2 separate regions of the Homo sapiens genome follow, and region 2 is linked to region 1. A link is an interaction called in ENCODE POLR2A ChIA-PET data of the cell type or tissue named here. Cell type or tissue: MCF 10A. All regions are shown on one strand.

Region 1 (8,000 bases):
TCTACACTGACACCATGGGCCCAGCACTGCAGAGCACAACAGAATTCTGCAACAACTGGCCCTCTGGCTCCCCTAAATAGATCACCAAAGTTTTAAACATATTTTAGTGACAGAAATGTACAATGCAACACTCTACCCACCCATGATACCTTTGCAAACTTAACCCAAGACCTGTCATAACGTTGCCCTCTTCCAATTAATGTCAGGACCCACTGGGTAGGGAGATGCCTGAAACATGACATCCTTTGGGCTTCGATTTTCCAGACCAAAGACAGAGTCCTTGAAGGTCTGCAGCTGGCAGAAAGACCTTGGAAGTAAGACAGACAAGAGTTCAAAGCCCATACTCGCCATTTCCTAGCAATTAAGGTCTGAATAATTCCTTCACCTCTCTGAGCCTCGATTCCTTCATCTGTTTAGCGGCAATAATAATCAAACCTATCTTACAGGGTTATTTTGAGAACAATATCACAAAATATGTGTAAAGAAAGTAGCATAGTTCCTAAAACAACAAATATTCAATTAAATAAAAAAAAAACAAAAACAGGCATTGGCTGGGCATGGTGGCTCACATCTATAATCCTAGCACTTTGGGAAGCTGAGGCAAGAGGACAGCTTGAGGCCAGGAGTTTGAGACCAACCTGACCAACAGAGTAAGCCTTTTTTTTTTTTAAGGGTTAAAAAAATACAAAACAGGTATTATCACCATCTTCTTATACAGAACTTCATTTCAGAAAACATAAGATTATAATGTTTCTAGCCAACGCAGTGGCTCATGCCTGGAACCCCAGCACTTTGGGAGGCCGAAATGGGAGGATCACTTGAGCCTAGGAGTTCAAACCAGCTTGGGCAACACGGTAAAACCCCGTCTCTACAAAAAATACAAAAATTAACTGGGCATGCCTGTAGTCCCAGCTATTTGGGAGGCTGAGGTGGGAGGACAGATTGAGCCTGGGAGGTCGTGGCTGCAGTGAGCCACGATTGTGCCACTGCACTCCAGCCTGGGGGACAAAACACCCAAAAGGCAGGAGAGTGGGTAGCCACAGAACAAGGGGCCTGATAATCAAGTCAGTCAAAAAGTTTTTTTTTTCCTTTCTGTCTCAAAGGAAAAAAAAAAACACACTCATTATAATATGGAATTAAACATATACACGCACACTCTCACTTATGTAAGTTAACATTCCCTAAAGGCATGAGAGTGGGTAGCCCCGGAACATGGGGCCTGAAAATCAAATCAGTCAAGGCCGCTCCTTTTTGGTTCTTTTGGGTAAGCCAAAATGATCTTTACTAGTGGAAACATTATTCCTCCATCAACAGACAAGTTTCCTGAGAGCTGGTGAACATCTTGCCAACAAGACATATTTCGCAAGCTCAAAACCTTTCTTTCCATCCCCAATCAAACGCTGAGTGTTATGTCTCAAGAAGAAAGCTGGCTGAGGAAGGAGCTTAACATCCTTCCATGAGCAAAAAGAATTAAAGAAAGGGAAGCAACAAGTTCCAGTTCCAAAATAGCTTTTTGATAACTAGGAACTAAGCCCAGCCCTGGACAGTATTACTGACTCTCACCACCACCTAAAGCAGGCTCTGCCAAACACAGCACAACAACCAACTGCTACTAACAACTTTCACTAAGCAGGTAGTGCACGGCAGGCGCTGACTTAGGGCTTAAAACACAGCTATAATAGTAATAGCTAAAACTTATTAAGCCATTCTTCTAAGTGCTTTATATGCCAATATCTCATGTAATCTTAAAAATGAACCAAGGAGTTAAGTGCCAGTATCAGTCTCAGATGCAGAAACTGAGGTACGGAGAGAGTGGTGAGCTTACACATTTAAATGGATGGCAGAGCTGGGGTTCAAAGGCAGGTGCATCTGACCCCAGAACCTGTGTGCCTACTCAATACTCCACAGAGCCCAGCAGCTGGGCCACCTGTGCTAAGAACCACTGCCATCTCTTTGTTTTAAAGTCTCCAAAAGAAGAGGAGCGGGTTATTTAGCACCTACTTTTGCACAGTTGAGTCACAAGTGAGGAAGGCAGCACCGCTCTCTAGTTAAGGATACAGGTTGGAAAGCAAGATTGTCTGCATTCAAATCCTGACTCCACCGGGTCCCAGCTGTGTGACCTTGGACAAGTCACTAAACTCTTCTGAGCCTCGAGTTCCCCCATCTATAAATGAGGGTAGTAACACAGTAGTCACCCCTTATCTGCAGTTTTGTTTTTTGGCAGTTTCAGTTACCTGTGGTCAACCATGGTCTGAAAATACTAAGTGGAAAATTCCACAAACAATTTGGAAGTTTTAAATTTCACGCCGTTCTGCGTGATGAAATCTCATGCCTTCCCACTCCATCCTGCCTGGGACATGAATCATCTTTTTGTCCCGCGTATCCACACTGTACAAGCTATGTACCCGTTAGTCACTCAGGAGCCAGCTCGGTTCTCAGATCCACTGTCATGGTGTCACAGTGCTTGCGTTCAAGTTACCCTTATTTTGCTTCATAATGGCCCTAAAACACAAGAGTAGTGATGCCAGCAATTCAGATATGCCGAAGTGAAGACAAAAGGGCTTCTTTAAGTGCAATTTCTCAATTTAATAAAGGAAGGGAAAAACTATATGCGGAGACTAAGATCTATGGTAAGAATGAGTCTTCTATCTAAAATTTTGAAGGAAAAGAAATTTGTGCTAGTTTTGCTGTCACACCTCAATGCAAAGCATATAGGGTTCGATATTATCTGTGGTTTCAGGCATCCAATGGGGGTCTTGGAGTATATCCCCCATAGCTAAGGAGGGACAACTGCTATACATACATTATACTGTTATTTTAAGGATTATGTGGGGGTAATCCTCATTCAGCATCTGGCACATACCTGGGACATAGTCACTGCTCCATAAATTCTACATGTTAAGTCAACAGAAAAGAGGAAGAAACAAGAAAGTAAAAGCATATAATCTAACAATTTCACAACAAAGGCCTCGCTGGCCTTCTGCCAACCTCCAGAAAACAGTGCTGGACTCTGTGTACCCGCAGTGTGGCTGGGACTGCAGACACCAGGAAGACCTTGGGACCTGTGGAGCCTGGATGGTTCAGTTGTCTGAGCCAAGGAGGGCTGGATTAGGCTCAGTGATCGAAGCTGAGCAAGTTTCAGCACATACCTCTACAAAGTGGACGCCCAGGGATGGCTGATATGATGATTCTTTAGGAAGCCAAATGCTCAGTTTCTCAGAAAGGTGTTTTCCTGTTTCATGACAGATAAAAAGGTTTCTCATCCAGACAAATAAATCTGCTGACTGAGAGCTTTCATTAAAAGCAAACAGTCTTGCAATAAGGAACCGTAAGCTAGGAAGGCCTTCCATGAATATATGAAATGTCACAAGTCCTCAGCCTGTGTCTGAGAGTGAGAGAGGGAGAAATTTGAGAAGGTGCTGACCAGCTCAAAGACTGGGATATCATAACCCTAACAACATCCAGTCAGTACATTCCTCACCTACAAACGAAAATCACAGGCAAGGCCACGCACCGCTGAGTCCCAGGAGACACACCTTCCCAAATAAGTGTTTGGGTGGGTTGCTGTTAACTTCCAATAAAGCAGATAAATGTCATCAATTGCTTCCTGTCTTCAGGTCTTGTCAATACAGAATGCTAAGTCCGCTAGCCTCGAAAGCCTGTGTACCTTCCACAGTCTTAAAGACTTGATGGGAAACTGGAAAAGCAATCAGGAACAGAACACCATGGGCACGAGACTCATTCCAGGTACTGTCACAGCAAGATACCCTTCTAGTATTCCAAAGCTAGGAACACACCTCCCCTTGCTCCCGCCAGCCCAGGGAAACCGAATAAGCTGTTTACCAGGGACCCCAGCAAAGCGAGCCTCAAAACTCACCAGTGGGAGAACTTCATGACACAAAGAGAAAACATTGTTGCTTTCATTTGCCAATTTTTAAATACTTAGCTCATAAGTTCTGTGACCAAAACTAATAGAAGGCTCGGGAGGAGAGCTCGGAAAAGCAGAGGGGGTTGTTTTCCTAGGCTCCTTCCTCTAACACGAAGGTGGAAATCAATTCGCTTTCCCCTTCTAACCCTTGAATCCCTGGAGAACGATCGTATTTGGATGGCCTACGAATGCTCAGCTTTCCAGTAGTGCCCCAGACGAGGAATCCATCCATCCAAGTATTGTTCTTACCTCCCACTACCTCCTACGTCAGGGGAGGGGACCGGGCACATGGTTCCGAGGTCATGCTCCTCACTTAGAGGATCGTGGGAATGCTTACGGAAACACTTGTCACGGCGCTGCCAGCTGGAATCGCTGCTTAAGAAGAGGCTGGAAAACTAGGGAGTGCGCGATCAGAGACGGGAGGCTGGGGAGAGCAGGGAGGCAGATGTTGTGTGTTATCACTGAAACAAACACAAGCCATCCAGTTGTGCACTTCAGCTACGTGCGGCTTAGCGTACTTCGATAATGCCTCCAGAAAGTCAGGGAAAGGAAATACAGAGGAAGCTGGGCCTCTCTTCTACCACCTCGAAACTGTCCTGCTGCCAAACAGATCTGGGAAAGCAGGTTTTAATGAGAAAATTCAATTAAGAAATAAACTTAAGTAACCCCATAGCATGCTGAGTGAAGAGAGGAGCCTTTCTCAAGTGTCTTAGTGCCGAGGAGTGGACCAAGGGGCTCTGAAAAATGACCAATGAGGCTTCCCGCCACTCAGAGGAAGCCAAGCTCAGAAAGGCCACGAAGACCATCCTCGCTTAAGCGCGGGGCCAGATTCCAAGGCCAGGTCTGCTCCGCCTCATCCATTTCTTGTGCTGCTTCCCAGTGAGACTCAGCAGAGGACACACGAGGCCACATGAGGTACTCACATCAGGATCTCAGCTCTCTAACACAGGGAGGGGTGCAACGAAGGCAAGGACACAGGTGCTGTGCGTGACTCCCCACCGGGGCCGGCGGGCACTGGGTGGCTCAGAGATCATTAGGAACGGTCGCTCCCTCCCTTTCTCCTGGTTTCCCTTCTGTCCTCTGATAGAGGAAAGTGGCTTAGATCATTCTCACAGGAAGATTAAATCCAGAGCAAGGGAAAGGGATAGGAATCCGTTTCCAATCAATGATGGAAACCAGATTCCCTCATCAGTTGGGATTCATTCTTACATGTTGTAAACATCACAGAGCTCCACCCATGGCTACAAGCGTTCAGGAGGTATGAAGCATGGTGGCACATCCTGGGTGAGAGCTGCCTGTGGCCAAGAAGCCTCCCGGCTTGGGCTGGCCCATCTGAGGGACAGGAAGCAACACGTCTCTTGGAAGTTATCCCCAAAACTCCCATCTCAGAAAGGTGAGATAAAGCACAAGACTGTCCCACTCTTGTAAATGTTCTATATTTACAGGAATAAAGTTTTAAAACCATCTTAGACAACTATAACCTCCTTCCTGTAGAACATACCCATGTACATTTGTACTCATATGGGAAAATATGGTATCAATTATTAATAGTAAAGTATTTGAATTAAAGGTCTTTTGTTCTTGAAGAACCACGGGATCTCAGTTTCAGTGGCCTTGGAGTCCCACTTCCCCCGTATGAAATCCCTAAAGCACTAGGTGTTTTGACCCCTGCTTGATCTTGACTATGGGGAAAATGCACCATGTCCCCAGTCAGCCTGTGTCACGCGGTGCTGGCTGTTTGGCAGCTCTGCCTTACACTGCAGCCTCCAGCACAGAGAGTCCTCTGTCCAGAACCACCTCAAGGATGTGCAAGTTCTCTGCCACATGGCATCCCTCAGACACCTGAAGTGAGCCATCTCAGCCTCCCTCCAAGCAGCTTCCCTCCCGGCTGACACTCCCAGCTCTGCTGTGTCCTGCACATGGCACGCTTCCGAGACCACTCGCCCTCGGCTGTCCCCTGGGGTTCATGCCACTGGATCACTGGGTGCTTAATAGGCGCCAACCATTTCAGAAACCACCTCTTATTCCCGTGAGAGCAACCCCTGCAAGTATTCTGTTTTGGTTTTGTTTGTGCTTTTTCTTTTTGCAGGAATCAAGGCCCTAACATCCAGAACCTCAGCAGTCTCTCTGGCTGCCATCCACATCATCTGCCCAGACACAAAGAGAGCGGGACAGGACCACAGCGTGGCCAGGTGGGGGTGCTACCGGTTTTCCCTACAGCTGACGTAAAATACATATATTACTGCAAATCTAATAACCTGCTTAGAAAGCACTTCAAGGCAGAACCATTCAGGAAATACCTTAATACAAAATACCTTTGTTTTTCTTTTCTTTTTGTTTTTCTGAAGCAGGGTCTTGCTTGCATACCACCATGTCTGGTTAATTTTTGTACTTTTTGGAGAGACGGGGTTTCACCATGTTACCCGGGCTGGTCTTAAACTCCTGGGCTCAAGCGATCCACCTGTCTCAGCCTTCCAAAGTGCTGGGATTACAGGTGTGAGCCATGCACCCGGCCCATAAAATACACCTTTGTAATGAATATGTGAGAAATAGATACTGGAAGAGATGATGTAAAAACAATTTTTTATTTTTATTTAATCTCTCTTATGCAGATTAAGCATTTCCCCTGAAATCCAACCCTCACAGCTCAGTCCAAACTTTTCCTCACCGTGAAAAGGTGAACTCCAGACCAGCCTAAGGCCAACCGTTCTGAATGGCAACCACTAGATTCAAAGCAAGGTGCTGTGATGTTGCTAGGTGTTTGGTTTGTGCTCCTATGACCAGTGTGGGGGGAAGGGACTTGGGCAGACATCCAAGCTGAGGTCCCCTGGGCAGAGTGACTCAGAATTAGTGTCTGGATAGGCATCCGTGCACCCAACGCTACTGACTTACTCCAGTTCATCCTGAAGACAGACTATTACAGTAAAAGCCATGTTTTAAAAAAGTTATAGCTGCTAGGCCGGGCGCGGTGGCTCACGCCTGTAATCCCAGCACTTTGGGAGGCCGAGGAGGGCAGATCACAAAGTCAGGAGATCGAGACCACCTTGGCTAACATGGTGAAACCCCGTCTCTACTAAAAATACAAACAATTAGCCAGGTGTGGTGGCGGGTGCCTGTGGTCCCAGCTACTCGGGAGACTGAGGCAGGAGAATGGCGTGAACCCGGGAGGCGGAGCTTGCAGTGAGCTGAGATCGTGCCACTGCACTCCAGCCTGGGCGACAGAGTGAGACTCCATCTCAAAACAAAAAACAAAAAACAAAAAACAAAACAGTTATAGCTGCTAAAACCTTATGCAGAAAGTCCACGAAATTTGAAAATATACATCATATAAACGTAAGCAAGGCTGAAAACACGTGAATCCCAGTTAGCTCACCCTGCATTCCTGCCCATGCAGCTCGTGACCCAGCTACAGCCTTGGGTCTGTACTCTCCCTGCAGTCAGAGGATGGGGACAGGTGGCACACTGCTGGCCTGAGCACAACAGGAGTCCGTTTGCTTGGGGACATTTCTTGGAAATAAAGTAAGTATAAGGGTGTACTCAGGAACACTGCATTTTATCTGGGACTCGGCTTTGTTGCCCAGCCCAGCACAGGGAAAGAGGAGTTTTAAAGTGTTTCAGAGGAAGAAAGAGAAAACCTTGTTGGCCTCAGGGGAGTGAGGTATAGCACACTCATTCAGCTTCATTTACTGAGTACCTACCTAGTATACACAGCAGGGCATGTTCACCCCTTTTTTTGCATAACAACATACACCCAGGGTGGCTCCAGTATACTCAGAACTACGGAACTGAAGAAGCATCACATCACATCTTTCCCAAGTGATGCTGGGTGGGGTCCCCAGTGTAGAAGGCAGACAGAGAAAAAAAAAAAAAACAGCAGCACCAAGCGGCTCAAAAGCTCAGGAGAGGCCGGGCACAGTGGCTCATGCCTATAATCCCAGCACTTTGGGAGGCCGAGGCGGGCAGATCACCTAAGGTCAGGAGTTCGAGACCAGCCTGGCAAACATGGCAAAACCCCATCTCTACCAAAAGTACAAAAATTAGCTGGGCGTGGTGGTGGATGCCTTGTAATCCC
Region 2 (8,000 bases), 76 kb before region 1:
ACAATCCATGCAGGCCATGACTACTGGAGTCACCACGGTTGTTCGATATTTCTGTCTTTTGGGATATTTTACAGGGCAGATGAGAAAATACAGCAACAAACTCCCTACACCCTGATCCCTCCTGAGCCTGGCAGACCAGGGCTCCAGTTGGTCTTTCGGAGCAACCTCCTACAAAGCGCTAGCCGGAAATGAAGGGCTCAGCTTGAGACAGTGCTTCCTCCTCAAATCCGACGCAATGCAAAAACATCTTTTCTTTTTTTCTGTTTTTGAGATGAAGCCTCACCATCTCCCAGGCTGGAGTGCAGTGGCACCATCTCGGCTCACTGCAACCTCCGCCTCCCAGGTTCAAACGATTCTCCTGCCTCAACCTCCTGAGTAGCTGGGATCACAGGTGTGCACCACTGCACTTGGCTAATTTCTGTATTTTTAGTAGAGATGGGGTTTTGCCATGTTGGCCAGGCTGGTCTCAAAACCCTGACCTCAAGTGATCCACCCGCCTCAGCCTCCCAAAGTGCTGGGATTACAGGCATGAGCCACTGCGCCTGGCCCAGAAACATTTCTAATTATAATCAAATGGAAGAGGGATTTCTAATTACGATCAAATGGAAGAGGGAACGAAAAGGTTAGATGAGAAATGGGAATCAGTCTGGGATCCCAAACCCAACAGACCCAGGTCAACTACTGTGGCTCACTGGGACTGCCGTGAGCAGAGGTGAGGGGTGGAGTCAGCTGATGGGAACCGCAAATGCTGTTGATAACCAACAAAAACTATGCGAAATCTCATTTCTTGTGGCGAAAGTCTGTAGCCTCTCCGACCCCAATTAAGCCCCAAAGAGAGAAATCTCATCTCTCGTGGTGAGCACATCTTTATCAGAAAGTCTGGGGCCTCTCTGACACCTATTAAGCCCCAAAGCCACGGTGTGGCAGGTGCATTCTGGGAGCACCCTGCCCTCAGCCCTGGACAGCTGGGAAGGTGGGCCGCAGAGTGCACTGGGTGGGTACAGGCTTGGGAGTCAGACAGACCCAATGACAGCTCTAGCACGCCCAGCTATGAGTTATGCTCATGCATGCATGCGTCCAACAACTATTTACTAAGGGACCAGCGGTGTGAATATGGGCCTCAGGGACTTAATCTACTTTCTACGGCTGTTGAGAGACAAAAACAATTAGGAAAAGTAGACACCTGCCAAACGGTTAATGTAAAATTAAGTACTAGAAATTAACATGTATCTGTAGATTATGTCTCACCAAAGCTATTATATAACAAAAAATACACATTTACAGAATGTGGGTGATGGGTATACAAGAATTCTCTGTACTCTTTTTTTTTTTTTTTTTTTTTTGCAATTTTACAGTAAGTCATACCATTCCAAACTAAAAAGCTTTTGTGAAAAATCAGTACACGAATACACCGGAGTGTAATGTAACTAAGAGACCACCAGACCAAGAAAGCAAGGCATCCTCCCAGGAGAATGAGGGTGCCCTGGCTGGTCTGCCCTCACTCCAACCCGCAGACCTGCGGAGCATCCAGGGGGCCGATACTCAGGTGGGCTACCCTTGGCCCCCTGCCCAGGGCTCCCTCAGGCAGGCTGCGGCCAGCCCCTGCGGCAGGACCACATCCTGTCCCATTCCCCTCTCCGGCACTACCCACTATGATTAAGCTCTCAAACCGAGTACACCATGGTGTGTCCACGGGTGAGTCTACAGGAGGGCAGATGAGGGCAGGGCTGTCTGGCTAACCAAGTGTCACTCAGGGAACACCTGTCGGATGGAGGTGTCAGGTGTCAGATGCTGAGCCCATCGCTGGTCAAACTGCGCAGGGTGGGGAAGGGTCTGGCTCTGGCCAGGTGCAGCACAGGCATCCTTTCCTACGAGAGGAAAAGGACCACTGGATGAACAGACACACCTGTGAGGCCCAGAGCTCACTGCTGGCAGAGGTGATGTCCAGGAAACCGGCCAACACTGGCACTCAGAGATCCCACTCCAGAAGATCATTTCCTTTATTCCGGTCTGCTCCAAAGTCCCCATTCTTGGGGCGAGGCGAGGTAAGCAGATGAGTGTTTTGGTCCAGGGCCCAAAACCCCATCTGCCTCCATAGAGCCCTCCTGGTCTGGACCGGGCCCACACAGAGTTGGAGAGATCAGGCCATTCTGCAATGTTCCTGGAACACCTGGAGAGGGATGGACTGCCCCTGCTGGACCTGAGGGTTAGCAGGGCTCAGATGACTGGCAGCATGGGCTCCGTGAGCCTTTCTGGCTTGTTCTCCTGGATTCTTGCAAGTTAACTTACGAGGCACATCAATACTACCAACGGAAGAGCAACTCATAACAGACCTGCTAATACCCTTCCTGTTGGCAACAGATGGCTTGGTTCTAGCACACCGTTTTCCCTTTCAGTCGGCTTACAGGGAGAGCAGCCCCACATCAAAAGAGGGGGAAGAAAAACAAACAAAAAAACCCTACTTTGCTGGCAAAAAGGATGGGCCAATAATCCGTTCTTTCCTTCAGCCCTTCTGGAAAGAAGGCTTGCAGCCCAGGGGCATTTCATCCTTCCACTCCTTCACAGATCCATGCAGAGCTGCGGTGCTGTGCCTGCCCAAGGCTTGCTCTCCTCTGTGTGCTGGGACACTGGGGAGATGCAGGTCAGGATGCCCTGGAGGGGAACCAGGAGAAATCCCGATGGCCTGACAGCCCTTGTCGACACCCTCCGGTGACCAGTTCAAAAGCACCAGGTGGCCCACGGCTGCTTCCCCTCAGTCCCATCCCTGAGCGTTTCATTTCTTCCAGAAAAATAAAACAACCGCATTAAAGTTTTATAGGGTGGAACTGGCCGTTTCCACTCCAATGTCCCACCCTGTGGCCTGGCTCCCACTACGGGCAGCTTCTCCTTGGCGGGCCACGGTGACCAGGTCTAAAGTTTCAAATGCTGGAGCCAGGGGAGGTAAAAATGCAAGCTCAATTGTCACTCCTTGTGGGGTTACTATTCTTTTACCCACAATTTTAAAACTTACTGCAGGAACATTATTGTTTTTTAAAAAAGGAAATCTGAAAATTAGCCCACAATGCCATAAATCAACTTATCCCATAAATCTGATTTTTCCAAATTCCCTTCCAGTCCAGATGCATGACTTTTATATAACTGTAAGCACAGCAAGAGTACCATGCTGAATTTGGCTTTTTACACTTGGCACAGAATCATTAGCATTTTTCCATGGAGCCGCATGATCTCCATAATCATTTTTAACAGCAAGGATAGTATTCAGTCGGGTAGTATCCTAATTTACCATCAATCTGACTTTTAATAAAGAAACAACGGCGACAGAGTTAGAGGCGGCGTGGTCAATCTCTCACTTCGAATCTGTTCCCTCTCTGAATCGGGGTGTTCCAACTGAGGTGAGTCAGACGTGCTGAGACCTGGCCTCTGCAGGTACAGCTCAAACACTACAATAATTCAAGAATGGACTTGCATTCCATTCACCAAAAGGGATCTCCAGGGACTGGAGCAGCCACAAGTCTCAACCTGACATTCCGAGACAAAGGGAGCAGAGGACTGCATGGTTAGAAAGGCCTGTTTCAGAATTGCCCAGAAGCACCAGCCTCTCCTGCGAGTGCCATCAGGGCGCTCCGGCACCTTCAGGAGGGAGGTGACTGCAGGGCGCACAGACAGCGCCCCCGCTACATGGTTTATGGCTTTGCTCTGCGCGTGAAGCATTAATTAAAGGGGGACCACAACACGTTTTTGAAAATTTATTTCTTACCTACTGTACTTTGATCATAATGATATGAAACAAGGAAAAAATAATTTTTATGTGGTTTGCATTTATGAGTTTTTACATAAAGGCTTTTGTGGGTATTTTAAGAATGTGCTAAAACGTTGTCTGAAACCACATAAAGCCATCTGAGGAGTCGCCCGCCAGAATTAACAGCACATACATGGAAGCAGTTTAACTGGTCTTTGTATATTTAATGAGTCAAATAGTATTAATATTGTTTAAATGCTAACATGCTATTTCAATAAGGTGGCTCTACCATCGCCAGCGACTCACTCTCAGGCCTTGTACTTCCATGTGAGTGAATGATCAAATGTGGCCAAGCGCTGAGAGCAGGCTGCAGAGGAATTAATCCGCCCTGCCCTGGCCCCTGCCCATGCCTGATAATTTCAAAATCTCCCAACTCTGCAGGGAGGGAGGAATGGGCCCAGGACTCACTACCACAGCTCAGCTGATTTGGGCTCAAGAGGAAAATCCCAGAGAGTCCCTGCAGTGAGGTCTCTGGTCAAGGAGGTAGAAGGGGGAAATTTTTATTATATTTTTTTGAGACAGAGTCTCTCTGTCGCCCAGGCTGGAGTGCTTTATTTTATTTTTTTGAGACAGAGTCTCGCTCTGTCGCCCAGGCTGGAGTGCAGTGGCATGACCTCAGCTCACTGCGACCTCCACTTCCCGGGTTCAAGTGATTCTCCTGCTTCAGCTTCCCAAGTAGCTGGGATTCCAGGGGTCTGCCAACATGCCTGGATAATTATTGTATTTTTAGTAGAGACTGGGTCTCACCATGTTGCCCAGGCTGGTCTCTAACTCCTGGCCTCGGTCTCCACTCAGTGTTGGGATTACAGGCGTGAGCCACCACGTCTGGTCAAGAACCTCTTTTAAACATGCAGGCCTAGGACCAGGCGCAGTGGCTCACACCTGTAATCCTAGCACTTTGGGAGGCTGAGGTGGGAGGACTGCTTGAGCCCAGGAGTTCGAGGCCAGCCTCTATAAAAAAAAGAAAAAAGAAAGAAAAAAAAAACCGTGGAGGCCCAAAGAGAAATGCATGAGCTTTTCCTAGGCTTCTTTCCTAAATGGAAAGCCAGACAGCACGGGCAGCACAGGGCTGAAATCAATCCCCACAGTCAAGAGGCTGAATGACATGCTCAAATCAGAGCTCCCCAGTGGCCAGGACAACACAGGGACTAGCTTGCAAAGACTGCAGAGAAGTCAACTTGGACAAGTGTTGAACCATGAAGTGGGGGGGCCTCAGAAGCTCCAGGAAGATGAGGAGGGGGTGAAATGACAGACCAACTTGGGAATGACTGGGAGCAAAGTGCTGGAGTCACCTGTTTGCTTGCGTCCACTGAAGAGCTAACTCTTTCAACTGAGTGCCATCAGTTTTACCAACGGTCCCGGCGCCTTTTAAGACTTTCCTAACACAGATTAACATCTTGTTTTGTTTTTTGAGACAGGGTCTTGCTTTGATGCCCAGGCTGGAGTGTGGTGGTGCGATCACCGCTCACTGCAGCCTCGACTTCCTGGGTTCAAGTGATCCTCCTTCCCCAGCCTCCCAAGCAGCTGGGACCACAGGCATGCACCACCATGCATGGCTAATTAAAAAAAAAATTTTTTTTTTTTTTTTTTTAGAGACAGGGTCTTGCTATGTTGCCCAGGCTGGTCTCAAGCCGTTTATCAGCACAGCCAATTACAATTAAACATCTGGTTGGGTTTTTGTCTATCGTCACCTTGGTCCCTAAACGTGGATCAGCTAAAAGCCTAATGTGTCAGTAATTCTCTTCTTCTCAGAGTTTTAGGTCGTTTCTCCCTGAAAATCACTCTTCCAGTTGAATAATGTCATAGTCACGGATATAGATTCTATGTCCGTAACTTTTCAACCACAGGACTTCTGGGGGGAAGGAGAAAAAAGGGAAAACATAATACTTCACACTCAAAATGACCTAATTCACAAAAGTAAAAAGAAAAGAAAATGTTTCAGCTCCAAAAGCTTTATGGAGTGTCTGAAGCTGAGGTGTGCGTGGGGTGGAAACGTGCTCGGGGAATCTGAGCTGTAACTATGAATGACCCAATTCCCAGGCCTGGCCAACACGGGGCTGCAAATCTAACAGGGAAAACGGGAGGGGAAGAAGGGGCTTTGAAGCTGCTCTTTACTCCTTCCTTTCACATCACCTCCTGGGAGAAGAGCTGGATTCGTGGCTCGAATACAAAGGCTCCCAACAGATAATGAGTACATGCCACATGCCACAAGAACCAAGGCCAGGACAGACCTGCTGGGAGCAGGGCTTTCCAGCATGAGCCAAGAAACAGACTCTGTGGTTCTAGGGTTCACTGAGACATGTCCTTCTGGCTATTAGTGGGCTGGGCCACACTCACAGGACTTGGACCTCTGGCCTGAGATACCTGTGACGCTGAGGCACAGGCAGCAGCCAAGTTAGGGGCATTATTAAGGTGAGCTCCATAGGTGCTGGAACAGGGCTTTCTCTTGCAGTCAACTTCACTGAATAAAGCCAAGGGAAAGGCAATATTTGGCACCAACACAGTGCAAAAGACTTTTTTCTTATTTGTAAAATCAAAGAGCTGGATCAGAGGCCAGCGTAGAGGGTCCTCCCAGTTCTGACATTCCAGGATTTGGTGGTTGCATCAGGGCCTGTATGAGGCAGACTGAGCACCACAGGGCAGGTTCCTAACATCTTAGTCTCTGTCAAACTGCTGCTTACACACCTCCAGTGACAGTGAACTCATTACATTCCTGAGGCAAACATTTCTGTTCTGAACAACTGAGACAGTTCTCTCTGGACTTGAGTGAAGACTTCTCACTACTGCCTTCCAGAATCACAAAAAAACAAGGACTTCATGCCCTTTCCTTGCATAGTCCTTTCAAACATTTAAAACTGGCTTACACCAAGATTTCTCTTTTCTGGCCTTCTCCTCCTTGTAATTCCTCATACGACTCAATACCTTGTTTATCCTTCTGAACATACTCCAGCTTGTCAATGTCCTTCATAAAAGAACAGAAAACAATGCCCCAACTAAGTGTTAACCAATGCATAGCAGGGACCAGCACATCTCTTGGCAAACAGGCTACTCCTCCCTCCAGCACTCAAGACCAAATTAGCTTTCATTAGCAATCACACCTAATCCATGCTACACATACTGAACTTGCAGTCATCTCAAATGGAGTATTTTTTCTTTTTTTTTTTCTCTCTTTTTTTGAGACAGGGTCTCGTTCTCTTGCCCAGGTTGGAGTGCAATGGCATGACCATGGCTCATTGCAGCCTCGACATTCTGGGCTCAAGTGATCCTCCCACCTCAGCCTCCTGAGTAGCTGGGACTACAGGTGCATGCCACCACACCTGGGTAATTTTAAATTTTTTTGTAGAGACAGGGTCTCGCTATGCTCAGGCAGGTCTTGAACTCCTGGGCTCAAGTAATCTTCCCACCTCGGCCTCCCAAAGTGCTGGGATTATAGGCATAAGTCACCGTGTACAGCTGAATATTTTTTCTTATGTGTTGCCATGAAAATACCTCTCACATCCTGGACTTGAGAACTTGGTAGACTGGACCCAAGAATATCACTTTCCACTCAAATCTGTGACAGATCACTCTCGTAGACATGGCTTCAACATTTCAACGTCTCTTTTGGGATCCCGAAGCTGTTGTGATCTGTATTCTATCCAAGCCACTCTTCCCCCGAAGTCTTTATGCACAGGAATATACGTGAAAGCAGGAGACTGTGCAAATGAGGATGTCACTGAGTTCCAGATCGCGTGGATTTCCAGAAAGAGCACGGGCAGCCCTAGTGAAGGCTTCTGTGGAGAAACTGATGGTCCACCAGGAAGGAGGGCTCTGGTCTGGGCACTTTTTTCATGTTGGAGTCAGTATAAAGATGGAAACCAGGCCGGGCATGGTGGCTCACGCCTGTAATCCCAGCATTTAGGGAGGCCGAGACGGGCAGATCACCTGAGGTCAGGAGTTCGAGACCAGCCTGACCCACATGGAGAAGCCCCGTCTCTATTAAAAAAACACACAAAATTAGTCGGGCGTGGTGGTGCATGCCTGTAATCCCAGCGACTTGGGAGGCTGAGGCAGGAGAATCGCTTGAACCCGGGAGGCAGAGGTTGCGGTGAGCCGAGATCATGCCATTGCACTCCAGCCTGAGTAACAAGAGTGAAACTCCGTCTCAAAAAGAAAAAAAGAAAAAGAAAAGATGGAAACGCCCACAGCCTTGATGAGGCAG

Evidence for each region. Peaks named below come from ENCODE experiments on the same cell type or tissue, not always from the same donor. Only the 100,000 strongest peaks of a DNase experiment are listed, where the experiment ranks them.
Region 2: POLR2A ChIA-PET joins it to region 1 with 5 read pairs; 5 of 35 experiments call an interaction of 5 or more read pairs at or near these places.

What each region holds. Positions count from the first base shown.
Region 1 is chr1:19,433,894-19,441,893 of GRCh38, forward strand. All of the region lies in intron 1 of CAPZB (capping actin protein of muscle Z-line subunit beta), which reads right to left. LOC124903869 (a long non-coding RNA gene) reads left to right here and starts at 6,005. Exons shown (of 3, transcript XR_007065525.1): 1 at 6,005-6,120; 2 at 7,323-7,447. In MCF 10A, no CTCF peak of the experiment used is centred here; DNase peaks (open chromatin) are centred at 1,368, 2,398, 3,028 and 6,748.
Region 2 is chr1:19,357,890-19,365,889 of GRCh38, forward strand. The region is part of intron 4 of CAPZB (capping actin protein of muscle Z-line subunit beta); the gene reads right to left. Among named protein-coding and RNA genes, the nearest start is that of SLC66A1, 50 kb to the left of the region's middle. RefSeq lists an enhancer at 1,079-1,579. In MCF 10A, no CTCF peak of the experiment used is centred here; a DNase peak (open chromatin) is centred at 3,482.